Regions from separate parts of the Homo sapiens genome. Here region 2 is linked to region 1. A link is an interaction called in ENCODE POLR2A ChIA-PET data of the cell type or tissue named here. Cell type or tissue: MCF 10A. All regions are shown on one strand. Each heading gives the region's core, and the rest is flanking DNA. Links, peaks and the distances in the headings are about the cores only.

What was found. Peaks named below come from ENCODE experiments on the same cell type or tissue, not always from the same donor. Only the 100,000 strongest peaks of a DNase experiment are listed, where the experiment ranks them.
Region 2: POLR2A ChIA-PET joins it to region 1 with 10 read pairs; 5 of 35 experiments call an interaction of 5 or more read pairs at or near these places.

What each region holds. Positions count from the first base shown.
Region 1 is chr20:38,107,678-38,113,050 of GRCh38, reverse strand. LOC124904899 (a long non-coding RNA gene) reads right to left here and starts at 3,033. Exons shown (of 2, transcript XR_007067580.1): 1 at 2,516-3,033. RefSeq lists an enhancer at 499-998 and a silencer at 2,970-3,264. In MCF 10A, for the core only: no CTCF peak of the experiment used is centred there; DNase peaks (open chromatin) are centred at 3,000 and 4,530.
Region 2 is chr20:38,194,106-38,199,478 of GRCh38, reverse strand. No RefSeq gene overlaps it. Among named protein-coding and RNA genes, the nearest start is that of TGM2, 32 kb to the right of the region's middle. In MCF 10A, for the core only: no CTCF peak of the experiment used is centred there; a DNase peak (open chromatin) is centred at 2,628.

The sequences.
Region 1 (5,373 bases), core at 57-5,056:
AGAGCTCTGTGCGTTCCAGCTGCACAAACCTGGGCCTCGGTTTCCTCCTGCAGCATGGCGCTGATGGGCATGCCTACTTTGGGAGGGTTACCATGAGGATTAAACAAGATGGGGATGGCACCCAGGAGGTGCGCCTTGCCTGTGGGCCTGGTTTATCAGCAGTCTCTGGGGTTTAGGGGAGCTCCTCAACACCTCCCTCTGGACTCAAAACCATAGGCCCAGGGTCGGGAGCTGAGGAGTCAAGGCAGCCCTGACCCCTGCCAGGAACACAGGCCGATCAGCTGTGCCGGCTCTACTTGCAGCTGGTGCATCGCGGGCAGATGCAGGGAGGCAAAGCTGCTAATGAATCAGTCAGTTTCCAGAATGTCCCTCCTCCCCCACCCCCCGCCCCCCACAACAGAATGCTCCTGCCCTGACAGGTGCCACAGGAGGGCTGAGGCCCAGCTGGCAGCAGACCCAAACGTTGGTTGAACCACTGGGTAACTCTGTAATGAACGGTCCCCCAAGCTGGAGGCACTAACCTTGCTGCCCACCTGAAAGTCTGGGCTCTGGGGTTAACCCTTCCCTTCCCAGCCCCAGCCCCAAGAGCTCAGCTCGTGGCAGAAGGGCTGCACTGATTACCCATTGCTGCTGAACTAATGACCCAAAAACTTAGCAGCTGGAACTAATAGTGGTTTCTCTGTTTCTGTGGCTTCGCTGGGTGGTTCGGACTCAAGGGTTTTCACGAGGTGTTGGCCTTGGTTGTGGTCATCTTAAGGCTCGGCTGGTGGAGGGTCCAATTCCAAACTCATTTACTACCTGTTGGCAGGCCTCAGAAGAGCTATCTCCAAGATCATCTGTATGAGTTCAAGGTTACAGTGAGCTATGACCGTGCCACTGCAGCCTGGATGACAGAGTAAGAAGAAAGAAGAGAAGAGAGAAAGAAAGGCAGAGGAAGGAAGGAAGGATGGAAGGAAGGAAGGAAGGAAAGAAGGGAGGGAAGGAAGGAAAGAAGGAAAGAAGGAAGGAAGGAGGGAGGGAGGGAGGAAGGAAGGGGAAACATCTGTTGAATTGAAAAAAAGATTTAAGTCCTTGTGCAGCTGATAAAACTACAACTTTGAAACATAAATTCGTTGGAATCACAGAACTCCGGGGCTCAAAGGGGACTCAGAAACCATCCAGCCAAACTGATTTTCTCATTTTCAGAGGAGGAAACTGAGGCCCACAGACAGGAAGGACTACCCAGGCTGCAGTAAGTAAGGACAGAGATGAGAGGCCTCTGGGGTGACCCCTCACCTGCTGTTTTCCGTCAGTCACAAGCCCCATCTACCTTCTGTCACCACCTAACCTTCACCACTGGCATTTGACAAATGCTAACAGGTCACTCCATCAGCCATCGGCACAAATGCTGGAAGTCACTGGGAGGCCTCCTTTCTGGTAAATTATTTTCTCAGTTTTGGAAATACCTAAAGATGCACAATCAGTCTAGAAAATAGGCCGGATGCCGTGGCTCAAGCCTATAATCTCAACACTTTGAGAGGCCGAGGCAGGAGAATTGCTTGAGGGCAAGAGTTTGAGACCAGTCTGGGCAACATACAAAGACCCTATCTCTACAAAAAATGTGAAAATTAGCTGGGCATGGTGGTGCTTGCCTGTACTCCCAGCTACTCAGGAGACCAAGGCCAGAGGATTGCTTGAGCCCAGGAGTTTGTGGTTACAGTGGCCTATGATCATACCACTACACACTACACTCTAGCCTAGGTAACAGAGTGAGACCCTGTCTCTTAAATTAAAAAAAAAAAAAAGAAAAGAAAGAAGGAAAGAAAGAAAACAATCATTTACCCCAAATCAAGAACCAGCTCTGCTTTGGAAAATTCTCCACTGTGGGTTTCTCCCAGGTGGAGGCCTAAACTGGTTGAGCTGGCAGGGGCCAGAGACACACTAGGCTAATTCCAGAAGGGGTAACAGGCCAGAGAGGGACAGAGACTTTCCTGAGGTCACACAGGTCATCAGTGTCAGGGCTGGGACCAGAACCAAGGCCCCTTCACCCTCAGGCCAATGGCTCCACACAAGGCTGCAGGTGGCAGGCCAGGATGAACTTGAAGAAAGCTACAGACTGTGACCCAAGGCTAACAGATTCTTCTTATAACAAGGGGTTCTTACTGAGACCGCGGTCAGCTGCGCAGACTCCTGCCCTAGATACTCAGCAGAGAGTAACTCTACTTGCAAAAGTGGCAAACTGGTGTTCCAACAAGATCCAAATTAGTTTCCAACATTTAAAATCGAGAGATTCTTACATACAAATCTAGGTTTTCAGCTTCCTTTTAGAAAAATCGGACAATCTGGCGATGCAATCCGGCATGCCAACACCTGGTTGACCTGAGCAGTGGCCGTCTGCAGAGGCAGGCACACCATCTGTCTCTCCTGTCCAAGTGGGCCAAATTCCCTCCTCCTCACTGCCTTCTCAGCCTTTGTAGGCATTGAAGGTTGCAGCCCCTCTTCTACTTAAGTTTGCAGAATACCCTCTATAACATACTTCTCAGGTAAGTGGCTTCTTTTGCTGCCTCCAGGGACCAGGAGTTCACTACCAGTCTGTTCCATTGTTGGCCGGGTAGATGATGGTGGGGGGAGCTTGACTGGAACCACAGCATCTCTGAAACCGTGTATAACAGGTCATGCTATAATGTAATCCCAGAGCCTAATAAACTTTATTGCCTCATAACCAGAACTCTCTGTGCTTGTTTTGGCTGAGGAGATAAGAAATCTACCACTAGGAATGACTTTACAGACTTGCAGGCCATTCAAATAAAGTCCAGACACCACTGCATTCCGGGTAAACTAGGGGCCAGGTCTGGATGGCCTTTTTGAGGTTTCAAAGGCAACTATGGCAAATATCAAGAGAGTTTGGAGGTCCTACCTACTTTGGGTTCTTAAGCAATGACAGCTCTCATATAAATTACTTTCCCATGACTCAGGCCAGGCTGAGCTGACTCCTGACCTTGCCAGGAGCTGTCATCACCATCCCTGTGTCATAATCCATGGGAGGAAGCGGGGAGGGTCTCATAGCAATGTCAGGCCACTGAGCACTTCATCAGGAGGCGGCCTGGGAAATTTGAGCAGACACTCTTTATAAAGTTCTTGGCAAGCTTCAAAGTTTGGAATGTTAAAATAGCAATGGCTTTGTTCCTACCACACTTATCAGCAGTCCAATCTCAAAGCCAACAGAAATATTAGTCTGGACCATTGGATCTGGGAGGGGCCTTACATGCTTCATCTCATCCCATTCTGCACCTTAACCAAGAAGCTCCTTACAGCACCCCAGCCGAGAAGGGTCAGCCAGCCTCGGTGGGGCCAACATGTCTTCCTGGTCATGGGGCAGAAGCCCTCCCCACTGGAACATCCGTCTCTTGCCCCAGTTTTAACCTCAAGGCAAGAACCATTTTTATGCTCCATCTTCATCCAGAGCCATTGAGTCCCACTGTCCTTGCTTTTTCTTCACTTACAGGTTAAACTGTTCCCCATCATCCATTCCTTCCTGGGAGAACTTGATTTTGAGGCCTGGCCACCCTCCTGCAATTGGCCAGGGTCCTTCTCCAGGATCTTCTTACAACAGCTGTGACCTTAAGCGGACACAGTTCATACTCCAGGACCTCCTGATTGGGTCCAGCTGTGCCCCATCTCAGGCTGTCACTCTCTGAGTTTACACAGATTGTTCTGTATCAGCAAACAACTTGTATTGATTTGGCAGATATATAGCTTGTTACTTGAGCAATAGCAATTCATGAAGTCCCCATAACCTTATGAGATAGAGCCTATTATTATCCTTCCCAGTGTACAGATGATGAAACCAAGACACAGGGAAGTGAAGTCACTTGGCCAAAGAGCAGGTTAGGTAATGAGATCCAGACTTAAACTCAGATCATGGGGGTCTGGAGCTGCTGCCTGTAAGCATCCCAGTGCTGTCTCTCATTGCAGCTGTTCATGTTAAACATGGGGAGAAGGCTTCCAGGGAGATGCGGAAATACTTAGGCCTTCTTGATACGTCAGCCCCATGCCAAGCAGTGATTTGTCCCAAGTCACCCAGTTCTGCAGTGATGGAGTTGGGACTTCAACTGGGTTCCAAATTCAGGGCTCTTTGCCCAAGACAAGAGCATGTGAGTGGACTAATCTGATTTAATTGAAGTAGAAACAAATCCTCCAGGGTAGCAATGTCACAGAGATCCTATCCAGGGAAGCAGAATGCATGTAACCTGGCTTTGAGCCCGGATGCAGATCTGACAGGCCACAATGACACAGTGGGCCCCTGGGCCAAGGAGAGGAGAACTGCCCAATCTAAGTATCTGAGAGTTTGAAATAGCACATGTTAGGAAATACACAGAAACCTCATTAATTCAGAACCCAATAACTCAGAAGCCATCATGATCTCTGCGGGCTGAAGTGCATATCACATTAATCTGGAGATCGGCAAACTCTTTCTTGTAAGGGGACAGATAGTAAAGATGTTGGGAAAGGCAGACACAGGCTGCCGGCCCTTGTGTGGTTGCATAAGAGCCTGCCTCTGGCCTGGAATATTTCCATACAGGAAAGTAAAGAACCCTCAAAGCCTGTGCTGGGTATATCACCTCTCTTGGAAATGTCTTTTCCTGTTCTGGCCTTGATGTATACTTTTTTTTTTTTTTTTGAGACAGAGTCTTGATCTGTCACCCAGGCTGGAGTGCAATGGCGCAATATCGGCTCACTGCAACCTCCGCCTCCCGGGTTCCAGCGATTCTCCTGCCTCAGCCTCCCAAGTTGCTGGGATTACAGGCACCTGCCACCACGCCCGGCTAATTTTTGTATTTTTAATTTTTTTAGTAGAGATGGGGTTTCACCATGTCAGCCAGGCTGATCTCGAACTCCTGACCTCAGGTGATCCACCCCCACCTTGGCCTCCCACAGTGCTGGGATTACAGGCATGAGCCACCACGCCTGGCTGATGTGTACTTCTTTAGTCTGCTTAGACACGGGTGTCATATGACACCTGGCCAGCCCACTGCTGTATGTGTTCCTGGCAGAGAGGGAACAGGAACAGAGTCCCTCACCTGCAGCACAAAAGAGGGGCTGCAAGAGTGCAATAGTGAGCACTGGTTCCCAAGTGAGACCCGCTGGCCATGGGGGACTGATGCTATTTTTTTTTTATATTTTAAGTTTTAGGGTCCATGTGCACAATGTGCAGGTTTGTTACATATGTATACACATGCCATGTTGGTGTGCTGCACCCATTAACTCATCATTTAACATTAGGTATATCTCCGAATGCTATCCCTCCCCCCTCCCCCAACCCCACAACAGGCCCTGGTGTGTGATGTTCCCCTTCCTGTGTCCATGTGTTCTCATTGTTCAGTTCCCACCTAT
Region 2 (5,373 bases), core at 50-5,049, 86 kb before region 1:
TCTTTTTATTTTTAGTAGAGAGGGGGTTTCACCATGTTGGCCAGGCTGGTCTCGAACTCCTGACCTCGTGATCCGCCCACCTTGGCCTCCCAAAGTGCTGGGATTACAGGCATGAACCACCGTGCACCCGGCCCTCCTTCATTGTTTGTAAGAAAAAAGGCTTAACTCTGACTGAGAATACAGTCCTACTGCAGCAATGGCTCAGGGTTACTTTGGAAGGAGACCCAGGATTAAGCATGGGCTGGTTTTGACCAGAAAAGGCTTGGATGGGTCTGGAGGGAGGGGTCTGAACAGCTTGGGCTCCCAGTAACAGGGCTGATGCTGCCTTGAATCAGTGAAGCAAGGTTCTAGGCCCAGACTCCACATGGGGGCCTCTCACCATGAGCATGGGGTAGATTGTATTGGCCATAGTTGGCCACAACATCACCCATCCCATATGGTTTTCTTACGCTGTGACCTTGACTCTCCTTCTATTGAGCAGTGGGGGTCTATGTTCCTTCCCCTTTGTGACTGTCTTGACAATAGAGTGTGATGGAAGTGACAACATGTGGCTTCCATAGCTAGGTCATAAAAATGCATTTCCACCTAACTCTCTTGGAGCCCAGCCACCATGCTGTGGGGAAGCCCAAACAGTCTATGCAGAGAGACCCCTCAGAGGGGCCACGTAGAGGTGCTCTGGCAACAGCCCAGCTGAACTCCCAGCTGACAGCCAGTGTCAATCCTCAGACCTGCAAGTGCAGATGCTTCCAGATGATTCCACCCTCCAGCCATTGAGTCACCCTTCAAGTGTTCCCAGCTGACATCACGTATCAGGACAAACTGTCTCTCCTTATGCTATGCCTGCTATCCTGACCCACAGGACCCTGCGAGTTTTACACCACGAAGTTGTGATGCAGTGATAGTAGCCAAACAGTGTCTTGCCAGGGTCTGCCCCACCCAAAGTTCAGGGCAGCTTCTGTCTTCCTATGGGCGGCTTCACCCCCCTCTCATCACTGGACCTCACCCAGAACATTCCTTCATTGTCCAGGTGAAGAAACAGGATCAGAGGGATGAGGGACTTGCCTAGAGTCCCACGGCCTTCCGTGGTTAACTGCTTTGCACAGGGGAAGCTCTGATTCAGTCAGATCCCTTAGAGCAATCAGCAAACTGCAGCCTGTAGATTGGCCTCGGGACCTGTTTTTGTAAATAAAGTTTTACTGCAACACAGCCATGCCTATTCATTGATAGATTATCTGTGGCTGCTTTTGAACTACAAAGACACAGTTGGTTCTGGCCCACAAAGCCTATTATCTGTCCCTTTACAGAAAAGGTTTGCAGATAATTCCTGCCTTAAAGATGTAAGGAAGCGGCAGTCCTTTCTAAAGGCTCAAACCTCTCCAAGAGACAAGTTGAAAATTTTTTTAGCAAAGAGCTCTAAGGAGGTCTGGGTTCTAATCTCTGCGCCCTCTCCAAGCCTCAGTTTTCTCCTCTATGAAACAGGGCAGTAACTGTTGCTGCTAATTGAGAGTAAATTAGGGTAAAGCCTCCCCTGTGTGCCAAGTGCCAGCATGCAGCAGGCCCTCTTGTGAGCCCCTGCCCACCCCCTTTCCTTCCACCCAGAGAAGTTTCTGGCATTCAGGGAGGGCAAGAATGGAGCTGGAGCCCCCAGGGAAATTAGCTCATCCGCCTTGGTGGCTTCACCTCATTTAGGATGTTAATTAAATAGATTTGCATAATGTGCTCACTGAGGTGTTATTTTACTTGCACATTTAAATCATTTAATCATCTGTGTTTTCCCCTCTCTTAATCATGATGATGCCAAGATGGGGAGGGGGTGGTGGAAGAAAGAAAGGAAGCTATGTGTCTCCAGGTCTCTCTGTGTCTCCTTTCTCTCTGTCTCTGTCTCTCTGTCCGTCTCTCTTCCTCTCTCTCTCTCACACACACACGCACATATGCAAACACATTGACAAAATGCACTCAGGTTTGTAACCCCAGTGTCCAATGCATCCTCCATCTCCATCACTGGACTCCAGCCACACCGGCCTTCTTGCCATTCCTTACACATCAAGTGCATTCCTGCCCCAGGATCTTTGCACTTACTCTTCCCTTGGCTTTGTATACCCTTGGTGTACTCATTCCCCAGATATCCACATAGTTTCCTCTCTCACTTCCTTTAGGTCTTTACTCAAACGTTACCTCTTGAAAGAGGACTTCCTTGACCTCACTGTCTTATTTAGCAGTTCTGTCCCTCTGTATTTTCCTGCAAAGTACTTATCACCGGCCAATATTATGTATACACATGTTTGTTTATTTGTCTGTTGTTGGACTCCCTCAGCAGAATGTAAGCTCCACAAGGGCAGGCCTTTAATTTTTGGGTTTTGTTCTTTTGCTTGTTTTTTGTTTACTGCTGTCTCCCCTAGTGTTTAGAACATTGCCTGGCACATAGCAGGTACTCAGTAAATATTTGTTGAATGAATGAACACGCATGGAAGGTTTGCAGGCCCCCAAAGGATAAGCTGTGATACTGTGAGGTTACAGGCTGCCCAGGGATGCACACCAAGCCGCTGCCAGCTCTGAGTCTAGCAGCCAGTCTTGCTATCACGCAGGCTGGGCTTTCTCCAGAAATGGAGCCATTTCTGCAATAGCTCTGAAAGCACTGACGCCACGTCAGCTTCCCCTGAGGGCTGACATTTCTCAAGCAGCCTTCTGGGGAACTGGGCAGTTGTTTTGCAACTCAGGCATCATACGTGGGGTACCCTAGGGGCCAGGCTGATAAGCCCCAGAGGTCACAGTCTGACCACAGAGGGCACAGGGAGGAAGGCTCTGGGGTCACAGGGCCAGAGGTCACTGAGAGTCCAACAGCTGCTGTGCCCACTTCTCAGTGGATATTTTGAGCCAAGGTCAGAGCTGGAAGCCCAAGCTGCTTCTGCGTGCTTGCATAGATGAGGAAACTGAGGCTCGGTGAAGGGATTCAGCTTGTCCAAGTCTCCTGAACAGGACTGGCCTCCCCCAGGAGCTCCTGGGGCTGAGAGACCCTCATCAGGGAAGCTCTGGGTGGCTGGCTGTTCCCACTGTCTGTGTTGTGTCTCTTCCCCCACTAGATCTCAGCTGAGACGTCACTTCCTCAGGGAAGCTCTCCTTGATGCCCTCAGTTTACATCAAGTTTTTCTGTTCTCAGAGAACCTCCCTCTTTCCTTTCAGAGCTCACATCTCTTTGCAGTGATGACCTGGTGTCTGTCTCCCAGCCAGCCTCTAAGCTCCATAAGGGGAAAGACCAAGCCAGGCTGTTCTGTTCACCGCCCTGCTCCTGAGCCTAGCTCATAGTGGGTGCATAGTAGGGTCTTGAGGACTATTTGTTGAATGAGTGAGCACAGCATGTGCAAAAGTGTGGAGGCGGAACAGTACGGAAGCATTTTGCAGACAGCGAGGTGACCACAGAAACTGGCCAGGTCCTGGGATGGTTGCTCAGCTCCTCTGTGCACCTGTAGATCCTAGGAATCCCTTTCTGATCTCCAGCACAGCAGCTCCTGATATGCACTTATCCCCAGCAGCCTGCACCTGTGTCTCTGTCGTGGGCTGCCCCAGCTGCCAGAAGTCCTTTTGCCTGGACATAGAGGGAGCTGGAAGTGCCCGAAAACTGATGCCTCCTCTCATTCCCTTGGGGGTACAGCCACTACCCAACGACTGCCAGGGCAGGGGCAATAGAGACTCCAGCTCTCTTCCGCCTCTGCCCTGCCTGAGGACTCACCTTGCTGGCATTCCTGTACTTGGCCTCCTTCCCTTCCCTATCTAGCATCCCGCCTGGCTCTGGTGTTTCCTGTACTTGGCCTCCTTCCCTTCGCTACCCAGCATCCCGCTTGGCTCTGGTGTTTCCTGGGGTCACTCCCTAATAAGCCACTTTCACACAAATCCTGTCTCAGAGCCTGCTTTGGGGTCCCACCTGCAACAGCCCGTCCCACTGAGGACCCCTTTCACACCTGGCTGAAGCTCGGATCAGATACCCCTGGATCCAATCCCAACTCTACTTCTGAGCAGCTGTAGGATCCTGGGTGAAACTTCATTGACCTCCCTGACCTCCACAGCAAACAGTGTGGCAAGAATTAGAACCAGTATTTGTGGGAAACCTGATCCAGGCCAGGCCCTTATCCAGGGATAAGTGGTCATCGTCATCATCATCATTTTCTAACTCTAAGCACCTAGAATTCCACCACCTGTTCAGCCTCAAATGGGAAACGTGGGTTCAGAAAAGCAAGCACCCTGGCCCTGAGCCGTGGACATGCCATGAACTTGGAGGTCTTATTCCAGGAAGTTCCAAAGAATCTGCCTGGTCTCCAGCTTCCCCGCCTCTGCTCCCTGTTCTTGGCCCAGCCCCCAGCATCTCCATAACCTCCTCCTGACCTTTGTCAGAGCAGAAACCTAAACATCAGGGCTTGGGGAAGCCCCAGAAGATCCACATGGGTTGGACTCACTTCGTCTTTCCCCAAGCCTCCTTCAGGGTGACTGGCTTCCCAGCAGTTCCTTAAAGAGGCTGCACTGTCTTGCCCCACCAGGCCTTGGCACCTGCTGTTCCCACTTGCCTACCTGGCTAACTCCTACATATCGTTTAAAAGATAGCTCCAACATCACCTCCTCCTAGATGCCTTCCCTGACCATGCTCTTTCCTAGGTTAGGTTTGGTGCCCTCTTTCGGGATCTATGTCTCCTGTTCTTGACCCAACAACATGGAGCTGGCTACATTTGTGCATATTGATAATTGCCTCTTGTCTTGTCTGTTTCCAGGAGAATTGAGACTGGTTTGTGAAAAGCTAAATCCCAATCACCCAGCATAGCACCTGGAATACATTATGTGGGCAAACAAATGTTTGATGAATGGATGGATTGATGGATGGATGGATGGAAGGATGGATGGATGGATGGATGGAAAGATGGATGGATGGCAACACCAAGCCACCTCCACATCTTCCATCTAAGTTTGTTCCTCCATGTGAGGGAGTGGTGAGTATGACTGCTCATTGTGGGTTTGACTGTTTGTGTTTTTATTTTTTGCTTTGTTTTGGTTTTCCCTTTTTCTAAGGAAATGGTTTTAGTCCTGAGGGCTCTGTCCTAACTCTCTTGTTACCAGGAAAGTGTGGACCCTGGCATCACAGGAGCATCTGTTTGACACACTCCTCTTTGGGGGTGTTCCAAGCATACCCTGCATTCTCCCAAGCCTCTCCTCTCCTCTTAGAGGCCCTGCAATGCGGTGGATGGCTAGACTTGAGAGTGACTCAGATCTGAGTTCTAGTCCCAGGCCCACCACTTTACCAGCAGACTAATCTTAGTAAGCCACTTCTCTGCTGTGTGCCTCAGTTTCCCCAGTTGTTAAATGGACAGCTTAGATGTCCTTACAGGCATT